2 separate regions of the Homo sapiens genome follow, and region 2 is linked to region 1. A link is an interaction called in ENCODE POLR2A ChIA-PET data of the cell type or tissue named here. Cell type or tissue: PC-9. All regions are shown on one strand.

What was found. ChIA-PET counts read pairs that join two places held together with the same protein. Peaks named below come from ENCODE experiments on the same cell type or tissue, not always from the same donor. Only the 100,000 strongest peaks of a DNase experiment are listed, where the experiment ranks them.
Region 2: POLR2A ChIA-PET joins it to region 1 with 6 read pairs; 12 of 35 experiments call an interaction of 5 or more read pairs at or near these places.

What each region holds. Positions count from the first base shown.
Region 1 is chr12:62,728,795-62,736,794 of GRCh38, reverse strand. All of the region lies in intron 5 of PPM1H (protein phosphatase, Mg2+/Mn2+ dependent 1H), which reads left to right. Among named protein-coding and RNA genes, the nearest start is that of MIRLET7I, 130 kb to the right of the region's middle. In PC-9, no CTCF peak of the experiment used is centred here; DNase peaks (open chromatin) are centred at 3,614, 4,594 and 5,534; H3K4me3 peaks cover 301 bases; H3K27ac peaks cover 6,727 bases.
Region 2 is chr12:62,613,460-62,621,459 of GRCh38, reverse strand. MIRLET7IHG (MIRLET7I host gene) reads right to left here. Exons shown (of 2, transcript NR_186001.1): 2 at 1-7,855. Among named protein-coding and RNA genes, the nearest start is that of MIRLET7I, 14 kb to the right of the region's middle. In PC-9, no CTCF peak of the experiment used is centred here; a DNase peak (open chromatin) is centred at 3,009; H3K27ac peaks cover 464 bases.

The DNA.
Region 1 (8,000 bases):
AGGAACTAACCCTGTGAATCATAGTTCTGTGGATGAAATATTTTCTCGCCAACTGGATTTCTTTGTAGACAACACAGCTAAAGTAGTGCCCATCTGCTCTTAGGAAACAATTGATCCAGGCTACTCAAAAAGGACTTTGCATCTCTGCATTTCAGTATTTGTGGTCAGGATTTAATTAATTTGGTTGATTTAGAAAGCAGCTCTGCACTTTCCTTCCATTTCCATGTCTGTGTTTTCATTCATTTTATTCTATGAACTGTGTCACTTTAACTACTTATTTGGTGTATAAGACAGCAGGAATCCAAAATGACTGTAAAAACAGTACTTCAATCTTTCACCTACTGTTGCTTTCTAACCTTTGTGGTGGTGTCTTAAGCTGATAAACTTGAAACCACTACTAGGGAATCCAGGCTTCAGACCTCGTCATTTTCTTTGGTAGTCTAGGCCGGTGGAAAGGACCCCACTGCAGCCTTCAGATCTTCATTCTGGCCCCAGCTGTGTTACCAGCTGGACAGTTTTGTGCAAGTTTCTTAACCTTTCCTGACCTCGGTTTATCACTTGTGAAATGGAGAGCTGGACGATAGGGCCACCAAGGGCCTCTGAGCTGCAAGGATCCCTCCAAGTAGAATTCGTTATAGCTAGCCTCTCTGCCACCTGTCTGGCTTTCTCCACTCTATTCCACAAGGCTATCCAAGTGACCTCATTACCCACCTTGTCACTCCCCTATCTAAAAGCCTTTGGCTCCCTGCAATTTACAGAATGCAGACCGCCCTTCTTGGCCTTGCTGGAATCCTGGCCCCTGCCCACATCTCCAGTCCTATCTCAATGTTGCCACCACCACCACTGCCACCAGGCATCCCATGCTCCAGCCACAGAGAACTACCTTCCATTTCCAGGACATATCATGATTTCTCTGATCTCTGACCCCCATGCCTTTGGAAGTATGGTCTGCCTGGATGGCCTTTTCTTTCTTTTCTGTTAGGAGAACTCCTCTTCATTCTTTAAGACTCCAGCACAAATATCACTTCTTCTGCAAAGTGTCCCCTAATCCTCCTAGGGAGTCAGTCCCCAGTGCTTGTACCACAGCTTCCAGATCCCTGCAGTGTGGCTCTCAGCATATGGTGTTGCTTGTTCTGGTCTCTCCCCCTCTTCAGACTGTGTTCTGGAGGGCAGGCCACTTACCTTAGTCACCTCATATTGCCAGTATTCAACACAGCACCTGGCACAAGGGAGATATAGAACCAGTATCTGTTTACTGAACGAAAGATTTAAAAACAGGCTGGGCACGGTGGCTCATGCCTGTAATCCCAGCACTTTGGAAGGCTGAGGTGGGAGGATCGCTTGAGCCCAGGAGTTCAAGACCAGTCTGGGCAACATGGCAAAATGCTGTCTCTACAAAACAAATCCAAAAAAAAATTAGCCAGGCATGGTGATGTGTGCCTGTAGTCCCAGCTACTCAGGAGGCCGAAGTGGGAGGATCACTTGAGCCCAGAAGGCAGAGGTTGCAGTGAACCGAGACTGCACCACTGCACTCTTGGGGCAGCCTAGGTAAAGAGTGAGACCTTGTCTCTTTAAAAAAAAGAAAAAAAAAATTAAAAACAATATTCATATTGACTTCTAGATCATTACCAAACAGTCCTTTCTCTTCTGCCCTCCGCCCAAACATTTCACAGCAGGGTATGAAGCCTTTGCCTTCCTTGCCTCTATTATATCCTATCCTCACCTTCCGTTGTTTTTTTGTTTTTTGTTTTGAGACAGGGTTTCACTCTGTCGTCCAGTCTAAACTGTAGTAGCACAACCATGGCTCACTGTGGCCTCAACCTCCTAGGCCCAACAAATCCTCCTACCTCAGCCTCTGTTTAGCTAGGACTACAGGTGCACCACCGTGCCTGGCTAATTATTTTTTTCTTTTGTAGAGATGGGGGGGTCTCACTGTCTTGCCAGGGCTGGTCTTAAACTCCTGGGCTCAAGCAATCCTCTCACCTCAGCCTCCCAAATTGCTGGGGGTTACAAGCGTGAGCCACTATGCACAGCCCACCTCCTGCTCTTTATTGAAACCCATTTCCTATTCAGGTTTCTGTTTTCCTACAAGAGGCAATGAATAATAAGTTAACTTTTTGCACTTTCTGTTTTAAAATGATTTCATCTTTTCATGTTACAAGAATGGACCTGGGAGGTTAACTTGGTTGGGGGAAGTATAGGAATGCTGACATTTTCAGATTCCCAAATGTCAGCGGTATATTTTGGGATGGTTGAAATAAGATGCATGTGGCTTCAGATCTCACGTAAGTGTATGTAATTTCCACAAGGAACTTCAGTGACTCCCAATTTCTTCAACAGTAATGGGATAGAAAACTTCAGAAGTCTGTGTAAGGACTAATACATGCCGTACTGTTTTGTGACAGAAAGTACTACTCATTTAGCTATTGTATGAGGAATTAAAGTCTTACCACTACAAATCTGTCTTCATCTGTTTGGGCTGCTGTAGCAAAAAACCATAAACTGGGTAGTTAATAAACAACAGAATTAATTTCTCACAGATGTAGAGGCTGGGAAGTCCAACATCAAGGTGCTGGTAGAGTCAAGGTCTGGTGAGGGCTCTACTTCCTGATTTGTAGGCAGCCGTCTTTTTTTTTTATTTTCTTTAAAAAAAAAAAAAAAATTCATGTGGCAGAAGGCACAAGGATGCTCCCTGGAGCCTCTTTTATAAGGGCTCTAATCCCATTTATGAGGGCTCTACCCTCATGACCTAATCACTTCCCAAAGGCCCCACATCTAAATGCCATCACACTGGGGATTTGGCTTCAACATGTGAGTTTTGGGGAGATACATTCAGTCGGTAGCAAAGATCCCACTGGCCTGCAAACCAGGGTAATTTTTTTCCTCGTTTTTATTTAAGAACCATTTCTAACGTTGCTAAGATTAATGCATAATTTGGTGTCGCCCTTAAACAATCAGTGTGGACACTATTAGTCCACAGAACCGAACCTAATGTCTGAATTTTTAAAAGGTGAAAATGCTGCCCATATCCTTTTTAATCCTTACTCCTAAATCAAATGGGTTACTCTAGTTTATAACTAAAAACATTTCTCCTCAGACATCAGGAGTTTAAATACTCAGAACATAAAATACCCTGAGTTAGAATATTCATAGCATAAAATAATCTTATGGTGAAATCTTTATGGTAAATACTTGAGGGAATTAGAGATTAATAGTGTAAAATCTTGAAAATAGTATCGGCCAGGCATGGTGGCTCACACCTGTAATCCTAGCACTTTGAGAGGCCAAGGTGGGCAGATCACAAGGTCAGGAGTTCGAGACCAGCCTGGCCAACATGGTGAAACCCCATCTCTACTAAAAATACCAAAAAAAATCAGCTGGGTATGGTGGCACGCGCCTCTAATCCCTGCTACTCAAGAGGCTGAGGCAGGAGAATTGCTTGAACCTGGGAGGCGGAGGTTGCAGTAAGCCGAGATTGTGCCACTGCAACTCCAGCCTGGGCAACAGAGCAAGACTCCATCTTGGCAGGGAGGGGGGTGGAGAAAATAGTATCAACTATGAGAGGAAAATAGGAGTGTGATGTGGATTTCTCCCAGCCCAGCCCAGTCATGAGTCATTTGACCTCTAGTTTCCCCTCACACTCTGTCTCTGAATCTCCTTTCTTCCTGAATGAAACGGGTAGCAATACTTCCTTTTAGGTACTCATAACATGCTCAGAAATTAAAACGAAAAGTAACTGCATGGTAATATAAAATACAGTATACTGTGTTATAATTTTAAGTGCGTGTAATCCTACTGATTCATTATTTTAAGCATTCATTCCCTTGAATGATTACAAAATAGTTTAGTACAATGATAGTTGTATCATCTTCCTTAACGTGGCCTCATCAGTTATTAGTCACTGAAAAATTAACAGTGTATTCCTTGTTCTTAGGGTAAATCAAATTTTATATTTAGGGTATATGAAGAAACATCTATGATAGAGTCATTAAAACTTCTGGGTCCCCATCCTGGCTAACACGGTGAAACCCCGTCCCTACTAAAAATACAAAAAAATTAGCCGGGCGTAGTGGCGGGCGCCTGTAGTCCCAGCTACTCGGGAGGCTGAGGCAGGAGAATGGCGTGAACCCGGGAGGCAGAACTTGCAGTGAGCTGAGATCGCACCACTGCACTCCAGCCTGGGTGACAGAGAGAGACTCTGTCTCAAAAAAAAAAAAAACCGAAAACAAAAAAAAACTTCTGGGTCCCTAGCCACTTGCATTGAGCAGATGTCTGCAGTCCCAGGTCTGTTTGACTTGTAGAAATGGTAAATGCTTTTCTTGCTAGTGAAGAAGGTGGTCAGAGTCCTTTCTACATGAACCATTTTGATCCACATCAAAGAGGAATGTTCAGTGTTCTTGGTATGCACAGTCTGGACATTCGGGGATTATGGAACTGGAAGCAGATTACAAGATGATGGATGTGGCAGGCACATTAATTTTGTTTGGTCTTGCATTCTGACCTCAGAGGGCCCTTCATGTGGCTCTCTGGGTAATGTGAACTTTGTTTCATAGATTCTCAGGCAGGGTGATTAATTGAGCAGGCTTGAGGGTTTGACATGTTCACACGGAATGTGGCAGGTGTGTGATGAGGAGTTCAAGGGACGGGCACTCCTGCCTCAGCACCAGGGAGAGCTGATGATCTGCAGTCGTGACTAACCCTTGCTCTTCTGTTGCTGGGTTTTGTTTCTAAGGTCTCCATGGTGATTGAAATAAAATATTTAAGGGGCTTCACCAAGCTGGACAGAATGTTTTGGTGGAGTCAAGGCTCAGATAGGAGGGAAGGGTGTCTGGTTGATGGACATTTCACAACAGATTTTACTGTTCTGATACTGTGGCCTCAAGGAAATCACCCCTACCTTTGCTTCAGGTCACAGCCAGAAATGGATCTCCCTCAGGAGACATCCATAGCCCTGAGGTATGAGAGTGATGGTTTTCCCTCCATTCTGCCGGTACATATTTATAAACTCTGACTTGATTACATTAAGTCGTGCCGGTGTCATCATATCTTCAAATAACATACTTCTGTCCTTGCAGAATAATCCAAGTTTGCAGCTGTTTTTCATCAAGGGCAATGTATAGAAGAGATGAACGTGGGTTTCAAGTACATATTTGATGAACACAAGTGCAACATTATCTGAGGTGATTTCTTGCAATGTCCTTGGAACTACCCCCAGCTCTCAACGCCGAGCCGGGTTCTGTTTGTCTGCTGTTTCCCTGGTGCTGCTTGGCTCTCTGGGATTTTTCCTGCTCAAGAGTTGTCTGCAGAAAAGTATTCCTTAAGCCTGAACCTGCTTTGAAGACAGGAGGCTATAAGTGGGGAGGTTCAAGCGTGCTGGTGGGTCAAAATGACAGGTGCACCACCTTGGCATCCCACCTAACCTTGAGAGCAGGTGGCTAAAGCCAGCAAGCCTGGCTTTATTCAGAAAGAGACAGTTTCAATATCTCCGTGTTTTGCTCCCTGGGAGAATGTCTGAGTCATAAAAAAATCCACTCCAGTCCCACCTACTTCCTCATTTAACCTCCTTTCATAAAATGGCATATGAGGTTCAAATTTTCTAATTATAAAATGGCAGACTAGAAGCTATTGTGGCATTTTTTTCTGTTTACAATAGGTCCCCTGGATCACGTAGAAATTTAAATGTGAACTTCTCTTAAAATCTTCATAAACCAGGCAGAATTTTATTCGTATTCAGTTCTGTAATAGCTTATATATACAAGCTCGGTTCTTGTTACTTTGAGATTTTTGACAACAAATTAAGAACAGAGTTCTTTATGAAAGAATCCAACCTATACATATTTGGGTCTCAGCCATTTCACATTTTTTCTAACCCAAACCAAAATATTCTATTCCTGCACTGTAAATCAGGCAGCCAGCCTTGGCTCTGGAAAAGCTGTCTCATTTGACTGTTAGCGTGACTGTTAGTGATCACCAGTGGTTTGGCTGACATTATTAATTTCATTTCATTCTTGACCTTAGACTTTCTATCTTGATAAATCATCTTGAATTGCAAGGCTTCCAATCCTCTTCTCATATAATCTGAGGAGATTTTCCCCTTCTAAGGGCAAGAAAAAGGAGAGATTACTCAATTAAAAAAAAAAAGTTTTGTATTGTACACGGAAAATTCGTATTTTGATTACTTTCTCTCAAATGCTGTGAGGTCTGAACATTTAAAAAATTAATTAATGTATAAGTTTTAGGTAGAGGATTCTAGTTTTAGTCAGAGAACTTTACAAAAGATTTTCTGTCGTGGAATCTGCCATCTCATTTATCTTATTTAACACATGAGTATTCTTATTTTCCACATTCTGCTGATGAGGGTGGAAATTGGAACAACTCCTTTGAAAAAGAGTTTGGCAGTCTCCCTGAAGTTGAAAGTGCTGTGGTCCAGCAGTGTTACTCCTAAGTGTGTACCTAACAGAAATGCGTATGAATGTTTACCCAAAGACCAGAGCGTGCATAGCAGCACTGTTTGTAACAGCTTAAACGGGAAACTTCCATGTGCCTCCATGTGAAGAGACCACCAAACAGGCTTTGTGTGAGCAATAAAGCTGTTTATTTCACCTGGATGCAGGTGGGCTGAGTCCGAAAAGAGAGTCAGCAAAGGGAGATAGGGGTGGGGCCGTTTTATAGGATTCGGGTAGGTAAAGGAAAATTACAGTCAAAGGGGGGTTGTTCTCTGGCGGGCAGAGTGGGGGTCACAGGGTGCTCAGTAGGGGAGCTTTTGAGCCAGGATGAGCCAGGAGAAGGAATTTCACAAGACCATGTCATCAGTTAAGGCAGGAACAGGCCATTTTCACTTCTTTTGTGGTGAAATGTCATCAGTTAAGGCAGGAACCGGCCATCTGGATGTGTACGTGCAGGTCACAGGGGATATGATGGCTTATCTGAATGCCCCTGGAAAGTAGAATGGGTAAATAAATAATGAAATAATCACAGGATGGAATTAACATACAGCACGGAGAATGAGCAAGTCGCAGTTACACACAACATGGATGAATTTCGCAGACTTAATACCCAGCAAAGAGGGCATCCTGTAGGATTTCAGATGAAGCACAGAAACAGGCAAGGCCAGTCTTGAAGTTGGAATAGTGCCCCTTTGGGGCAGTGACAGTGATTGGATGGGGTGCTGATGATGGGGTGCTGGTCCCAGGATGCTGGTAATGTTCTTTCTTGATCGGGAGGCCAGCTACACAGGTGTGTTCAATTTGTGAAACTTCATCAGCTTGTATGCGTATGAGAAGAGCACTTTACCACATATAATTCACTGAAAAGTTTAAGTAGTTTCACTTTATTTAACTCCATGTATCCTTTCTTTAACTGCACATTACCCTTTGCAGGAGGGGCCATCTTTGGTGCCAATGTCTGCACTCCTGCCTCCTCTCTGCCCCACTCTCTTCTCTCCTAGGATTACCTCCAAATGCCATGCTCTCTCCCACTTCCCTGCCTTTGCTGTGGCCACACTTGCCCTAGAGCTCTTGCCTGACCAACTCTTAAGCTCCTTTGCAGATTCTCTCTGATCCTCTTCAGTGTGTGACCCACTCTGTTCCTTGGTCCCTGTGAATGGCTCCATTTCTGCCCGTAAGCCGCCCTCAGCCTCCTTCACTTGTGTGGGTCAGCTCTGAGCAGAGGGTCCTCTTTTTGTGTTCTTTGAGCCCCAAACCCCTAGTCCCTGGTACTTAGCATATGTAAGGGCTCAAATGTTAGTTGCATGAATTCCTTTGTCTGGATACCCCAAGCCCTGGGACAGTCTCCTTCTTGGCTGACACTACTCACTGGCCAGCTGACCACAAAGCAACAGGAAAAAAAAATTATCAAAAGGAGGAAGAAAATGAGGAAGCATTTTGTATTCCCTAGCAAGCAATTTTGAGTAACCTCAAAGCCCCATCTTTGTGTCCACTGGCAGGCTGGTGCTCAGCCCTCCGCTGGAGCCCTGGTCACCTTAGACTTCTCCCATAACC
Region 2 (8,000 bases), 120 kb after region 1:
GCGTGTACTGTTTGCTTCCTGGCACTTGGGTTAAGTGGTTTACATGCAAATGTACACAAGACAGGCATGGGCCAGCCACCATGGATCAGAATTCAGTGGGAGATGCAGATGAGTAAATAGGCAATCACAATTCGTTGTGATGACTGCTGACAAAGGGGAAGACGCAGGTGTTACGAGAGCCTCTAACTCAAATAAGGAGTCAGGAGGGAGAGGGAGGAGTGGCTGTTAGTGTTGTGTTGTCCTCTAATCAAGGTTCACGGGCAAGACTGGAGGAAGGCAAGAGAAGCCACGGAGACCAGTTAGAGAGCTGTAGGAATAGGTGATTAGAATTACACATTTTAAGCCGCCTCCTCCTCCATCTCTAATGAATGAAAACATAGCCGTGATAGGGAGCATGCCTAGAGCATGATGGGCTGTTCAAGTTGTTATAACAACCCTTCTAAAGATTTGCTTCCATCCGATATGAAGTCTTCTGATAAAATATGTAAAATGACAACACAGGTCAAAATGATATTGAGGCATTATTTTGCATACCTGGAGGGATCACATGCAAAGCAGCAGAGAAAGTGGAAACACGGGTGTGTTCTTTCCTCATGCTTCAGAAGCATGATTCCCACAGAAGAAGTTATACACTTGAGAGGCACAGAGTTACAGGCTAACATCAGCAAGGGGAGGAATTCTGGCTTTGATGCTCTTGTGTAAATTAGGTGAGCTCACATCTTTAAGACAACACCTCAAGTTGCTTATATGCTGTACTTACAACAATACCAGAGAGATCACTCTCTATTAAAAAGCAGGCTCCACTGGTCCTATTGCTTGCTGTCACCACCACTACCTATATCTGGGGCACTGCCAAATATACAGCAGAGTCTCAATAAATATCTAACTACCTTAAAAGGGCTTATCAAATTTTGTACAGATTACAGACAGTGATGGGGCTAGGTACACTCAGAATAATTAACTCCGTGTTCTAAACGCTACCAAGAGCTCTAAGTATGCAGTTAACTATTTAGAGAAATGGAGGAGCTTCCACTATACTACCAAGTACATAGGAAAAATATTTAAACCCAGCCCTGGTGTATACTACAATGGAATAACTTCTCTATGGAAAATGGTGGCAGCTGTCAATGAGGTGGCATCTCCTGCCTGTCACCCGTCTGTGACTATTTCTGTTCTGTTTTCAAATGCCTCTTTTCCTATTTGTTCTTTTCTAGCTTTCATTCAAGGCTTCCCCAGCAGCCGTGTAGGTGTTGTGAGGGAGGGAGGGAGCTGGTAGGTGTGTCCTTTTTCTTCTAGCTTGGGCTACTGCTATAATATTTCCTATCAGAGTAGAGGGGGAAGAAGTGGAGAGAAAACAACTCAGGAAATGAAAGAAGAGAAGAATGAGAAAGAAGAGGATCATATCAAGGAAAAAGAAAATGGAAGAGAAGTAGAGGCAACCTGAAGACTGAGGGAATGGGAGAGTCCTCATTATCTCAGGCAGGGCATGTGATACATATTAAGATAGGAATTGAGTAGAGGACACTGTAATCTGCAGTCAGCGAGGCATGTCCTTTGCTGGTGCTTTCCTCTGCTTTGCTTTTGCATTGTCATTTCACTGTTAATAGCACCTACCTTGTAAAGGGAGAGAAGAAATGAAATTGGGTTCACCATTTTAGAACTTAATAGGTTAAAACAACACAAATGTATTATCTTCACGTACTGGAGGTCGGAAGTCTGAAATGGGTCTCACTAGGCTAAAATCAAGGCAACAGCAGAGCTTTCTGGAAGTCTAGGTGAGAATCTGTTTCCTTACCTTTTCCAGCTTCTAGAGGCATCCCCTTGGTTCATGGCCCCCTTCCTTCATCTTGAAAGCCAGCAATGGCAGGCAGAATCCTCACATCTCATCACTCTCTCCTCTGTAGCCACGTCTTCTCTGACTCTGATTCTTCTGTCTCTGTCTTCCATTGTGATTATATTGGGCTCACCTGGATAAATTATGCTACATTCCCTATCTTAAGGTCAGCTAATTAATCTTAATTCCACCTGCACTCTTAATTCCCCTTTGCCCTGTAACCTAACATATTCATAGATTCTAGGGGTTAGGACGTGAACATCATTAGGGGGCCCATTATTCTGTTGACTGCAAAAACTATATAACTTTGCTGAAACTATACTATTTTCATTTTCCCCCTAATATTCTTAAAAAACAAGAACTCTGAATGTCAGTAATTTATTTTTTCCCTTTCTGGGTTTGCTAGAAACAGAAGTAACAATCCTAGCCATCTGTCATTTAAACAAAGGAAGATTTATTGCCTTTGACTAAAATGGCATTTGCCACAATAGCAATACTAAACACTTCAGCAAAGACAGAGTCTGTCTGGCAGAGGCAACAGCATGCCATCAGCACCTCTTCTTACCAGCGCGGCACAGTTCTCAGTGGTCTTGCATCCTTACCCTGGAAAGCAGTCAAGGGGATCTGGTGCTCTAATGATGGGCCAACAAGAGAGTGAGAGATTAAGATTGGGATTATATGGGTGTATTAAACATTTGAAAGGGACCTTTTAGACTACTTCAAATAGCTACCGTTTATGGAACACCTTCCTTGTGTCAGGACTTTGTTGGGTACTTTAGGTATAGTATCTGTGATCCTCAGAACAACTTCTCATGATGGGTATTACAAACAAGGAAACGGAGATTAAGAAATTCACCTGAGGTCATACAGCTATTAAATAGCAGAGAGAGAAAATAACTCCCCAGCTACCTGACTCTAAAGCCTTTGCCCCCTCATGCACAGAATAACTCACTGCAGAATTATCTAATGCCCATAAGGTAAGTGGTAGCAATGGAAATAGGTAGGAGTTCTGTTGCTGAGGCCCTGAAGTCACCAGGTTTTGTCCTCACCTCCTCAATCAACTAACTAAACAGCATTAACACCCCCAGTTTCCTGATTAGTGGTTTATCTAAAGTCCCATGAGTCAGTGGGCTCTAATTGTGAGTCTACTCTTTGTTTCTGATGTTACATCACTTCTCCTCAAAGATAGCTATATATTTACTTAGGAAGAAATTAAGAAAGTAGGCAAATAAATGAAGAAACTGAGCAAAGAAGAAAAAAATGAAAATTAGAGCACTTTTTTGTGTAAGAGGGAGTAGCTCAATTCTGTAGAACACTGAAAAAGTCATGGAACTACTGAGCTTTGTTCTGCGAAACTTGGAAACTATGATTTTCTATTATTTACTTGGCCTCTTTAGACTGCATCCTCAGAGGAAATGTATCTTTGAACTCAAATTCAGTATTTGATCAAACCATACAACTAAAAATGTTAATTAAAAACAAAGCCAAAACCAACAACAGCCTAAATATTGGGGAAAATTCCTTTTGTGAATTAAATTCACTTAGTAATAAATTCATTTTTTTAATTAAGGCTTTGCAAGCTTTCAGTTTATGAAAAGATGTTATTATTGATGGAATTCAGTTTTCCTGACAGCTTGGTATTATTTTTAAATCTAAGAATGCTCATCATTGTAGTAAGAGACATGGCCTAGTATCATGCAAAGACCTTTCCTAAGGTATGGCAAATCAGAGGATTTTCCCAGGCCCCATACAGTGCACAATGCCAAATTGTTGTTGGAATCCTTCAGAATAAGGAGTTTCTGTAATTTATCTTACACCCGTGGTAGCCAGCACATTGAGGGATCACATAGTGATAATAATAATGGTTAAATAAAGAAATGTGTATTTATATACATGTGTAAATTGACTCACAGAATCACATGAACAAATTTATTTTCTAAAGTAAAACAATTCAGGTAAAATTGTCCTCTTCTTTTCTGGTCCCCCACTCTTCAAAAACCCTCTTTCTTTTAGGCTTTCCCTTTCCACACTGTTATTGCCATTAATTTTATTTAGATTAGAAATCTGTACAAAAATGGTAGCAAAGAGGAGACAACGCATACATCTGACCTAGACTCCAAAGCTTTACAGATGGCCCATAGCATGGAGAGAAGCCAGGACAAATTTTAGCATAGTCTTCTACATTGCATCAATGTCATTACTTGAGTATCAACTTAAGGATCCTTACTCAAAATAGACTCAGGTGGCCTAGAAAAGTGCTTGAAATTTTCTGCCTATTCCATGGGGTAAACATTGAAGTTTGCTATTGTAATCATTCAAGTCAAATTTTTGTGTTAACACTGGCATTATTTATATTAGCTATGTAGTCACTCTGTGTTTTTTTATAAAAACTAAGTAGATAAGTTCAGAGTTTGGATAATGGTAAAAAGCCAGAAAATGTCTGGAACATAGAGAGAGGCCTGGGGTGGGGGTTGGAGAGGACTGTAGAGGTTAGGGACTTTGGGGAACTATAAGTCAGCATGAGGGTGCTGGATTCCATGGGTAAAGATAATACCACTGACAGGGAAAAAGAATGATAAAAGAGACTAACATTTAAAAAAAAAAATTATGTGCCAGGCAGGCCTTGTGTTAGATACTTGGCATATACAGACAAGAGAGTCACAGGAAGGAGAAGTTTTGTGCTTATTTACGGTCACTCAACCTACATTCAAATACATTTTTGTGTTGTTTTATTATATGATTTTTTAAGTTACAAAAAAAAAAAAGAGGGAAGAAGGAAAAGCAATAAGGCAAACTTGCCAATAGGTTCATGAACAAAAGTCAATTATGGAATGTGGCAGAAGGCAAATATAAATGTATTCAAAGTTTTACCTTTAACAATTACACTTGTGGTTCCAGTTATCTGTTGATAATATAAATTACTCCGTATTTAGTGACTCAAACAACAATTTTATTTCTCTCTCATGGGTCTGGAGTTTGGCTGGATTCAGCTAGGTAGTTCTTGCTGAGGGTCATTCATGGGGTTGTCATCGGATGGTGGCTGGTGATGGAAGCATCTGAAGACTTACTAATTGCAGCCGGGCATGGTGGCTCATGCCTACAATTCCAGCACTTTGGGAGACTGAGGTAGGAGGATTACTTGAGCTTAGGAGTTCAAGACCAGCCTGGGCAACATAGTGAGAACCCATTTCGATTTATTTAAAAAAAAAAATTAAAACCAAAAAGAAATGAAGGCTTACTACTTGCATATTTGGAGCCTGGGCTGGGAAGGCTCACACATTTGGTCCTCTTCTCTCTCTCTGTGGTTCTTCCACATGGTCTTTCCAGTGTTGTGGCTTCAGGGTAGGTGGTTTTCTTCCATGGCAGCTCAGGGCTCCAAAGGCACATGTTCTGAGAAAGAACTAGGTGGCAGCTGTATCACCCCTTATTACCCTGTCTCAGAGTTCACACAGCATCCTTCTGCTGCATTTAATCACAAAGGTCCACTCATGTTCCAAAGGAAGAGACACAGATTCCACCTCTTGTTGAGAGTAGTATTAAAGAATTGGTGGACACATTTTCAAACCACCATAATCTGCTCTCAGGCCACATATTATTTACATCCTTCCCACATGCAAAATATACTCACCCCCTCCCAAGACCTTCTGAAATTCTCATTTATTAAGACATTGGGCTCAGGCTCAAGGTCCAGGACTTTATCAGTGAAATCAGGTCACGTGTGGATAAAGATACTTGTGTGTGGTCCTGTGAGTACAGCTCACGTGGCATTCCTTGAGGTCTGAAAAATCTGTCAGCTAGTGAGACAAATTATCTCTCCCTCATACCCAATATACATAGTGGAGTAGGTATGGGGTAACCATTATAAATAATCCCATTCACAAAGGGAGAAAAAAGAGGCATGTGGCGACCTCCATAGCAAGTCTATTGTCTTTCACGGTTCTGGGGCTTGACTAAGCTAATCTAGATGGTTTTCGTTGAAGGGGTCTCATGAGCTTACAGCTAGATGGTGGCTGGTGCTGGAACCATCTGAAGGCTTGCTCACTCATATATATGGCACCTGGTCTGGGAGGACTTAAATAGCTGGGATTGGGAGCAGCTGGGCTTCTTCAGACACCTCTTTCTAACTCTATGTGATTTCCCTGTGGTCTCTTCAGCATGGTAGCTTCAGGGTAGCTATTCTTACATGGCAACCCAGAGCTCTAAAATGCAGGGGCATGGGGAAGCTGTATCACCTCTTATGACCCTGTCTCAAAAGTCACATAGTGTCTTTTCTGTCATATTCTATTTGTTGAGGCAGCACAAAGGCCACTTAGGTTCAAGAAAAGGGAACACAAGACTATATTTTTTACTGAGAAGTGTCAAAGATTTTGCAGACATGTTTTTAAACCACCACAACTGGAAGAAGGAAAAAGAACAAAAAGAAAAGCTTATGAACTGTTGCTGAAAAATTATGCTATATCCTATGGCACCAAATTGGTTGGTGGTTGCAGCCACAAATCTGAGTGATGATGGACAAAAACAGGTCAAGGGTCATATTCAAATGCATGAAATTATTTCAGCTTTTTGTTCCTCAAGAAAGACCTATTTCTTACTTCACTTACTGAAAGAGAGAGAGAGAGAGACAGAGAGAGAGAAAGGGAAAGAGAGAGAGAGACCCAAATGCTCTTTCAGGAAAGCTAAGTTCTAAAATGGAGGGTCGGCAAACTATGGCCTAGAAGTCAAATCTGGCCTATGGCCTGTTTCTGTATGGCCCAAGAGCTGAGAATGATTTTATGCTTTTAAAGAGAAAGAAGAAAGAGAAGAAGAAAAAGAAGGAAGAGGAAGGGAAGAAAAGGAGGAGGAAGGTGGAGACCCAGCAGCATATGCAACAGAGGCCATCTGTGGCCCGCAAAGCTAAACATACTCTGGCCCTTTGCAGAGAAGTTGACCCCTGTTTCAAAGCACTTTCAAATGTGTTTTCAGATGGTTTCCACAGCTAGAATAGCAAATATACCTTTAAAGTGCTTCTAATATATAGATTTTCCTCATAAAATGTAGTAATAACGCAGGACTTGTCCTATCAATTTTTTCTATTATATATTCAATCTCACATATACATATTCTCTCTCATTTATCCTCTACCCACCTACCAATATTCTCATCCCTCCCATAAAAAAACATAATCCTGGCTGGGCGTAGTGGCTCACGCCTATAATCCTAGAAGTTTCAGAGGCCGAGCCGGGAGGATTGCTTGAGTTCAGGAGTTCAAGACCAGCCTGGGCAACATAGTGAGATCTCATCTCTCCAAAAATAAAAATAAAAAATAAAAATCCTTTCTTTTCCCTTGTGTAATTTTCCTTCTCAAAAGCCATAAATGTTTCTTATTCCAAAATAAATCAAAACTCCTAATGCTTACAGGTCACTCATGATCTAGCCCATAACCCTATTTCCAGCCTCTTTGTCTACACCACTTATCTGTCCCTTTGTCCCCAGATTCCTATACAGCATCTACATTAGACTACTTGCTCTTCCTTGAAGAGTCCATGCCTTTCCATATACCCATGACTTTTCTCTTGTTCTTATATCCAGAAATGACCATTCTTGTCATATTGAAAATACGCTTATTTTTCATGTTTCCTGTGCCAATTCGCTAGTTGAAACTGTTGCTCAGTGTTCAGCATTCCCATGGCATGTCACTGTATGTAGATCTACATAACACTTGTTTCATTCTGTTTGCAGTTATTTATATACATGTCTTTTTCCTCAAATAGAAAAGCTCCTTCAAGGCAAGTGCTATTTCTTAGTCATCTTGATATCCAGTAAATACACTAATAGGTCCGGCATGGTGGCTCGTGCCTGTAATCCCAGCACTTTGGGAGGCCGAGGCTGGCGGATCACTTGAGGTCAGGAGTTTGAGACCAGCCTGGCCAACATGGCAAAACCCCATCTCTACTAAAAATACAAAAAAAATTGGCCGGGTGGGGTGGCATGGGCCTGTAATTCCAATTACTTGGGAGGCTGAGGCAGGAGAATCTCTTGAACCTAGGAGGGAGAGAGAGGTTGCAGTGAGCCGAGTTCGCACCATTGCACTCTAGCCTGGGCAATAGAGCTAGACTCCATCTCAAAAAATATATATATATACACACACATACACACACACACACACTAATAATTGTTAAACAAATGA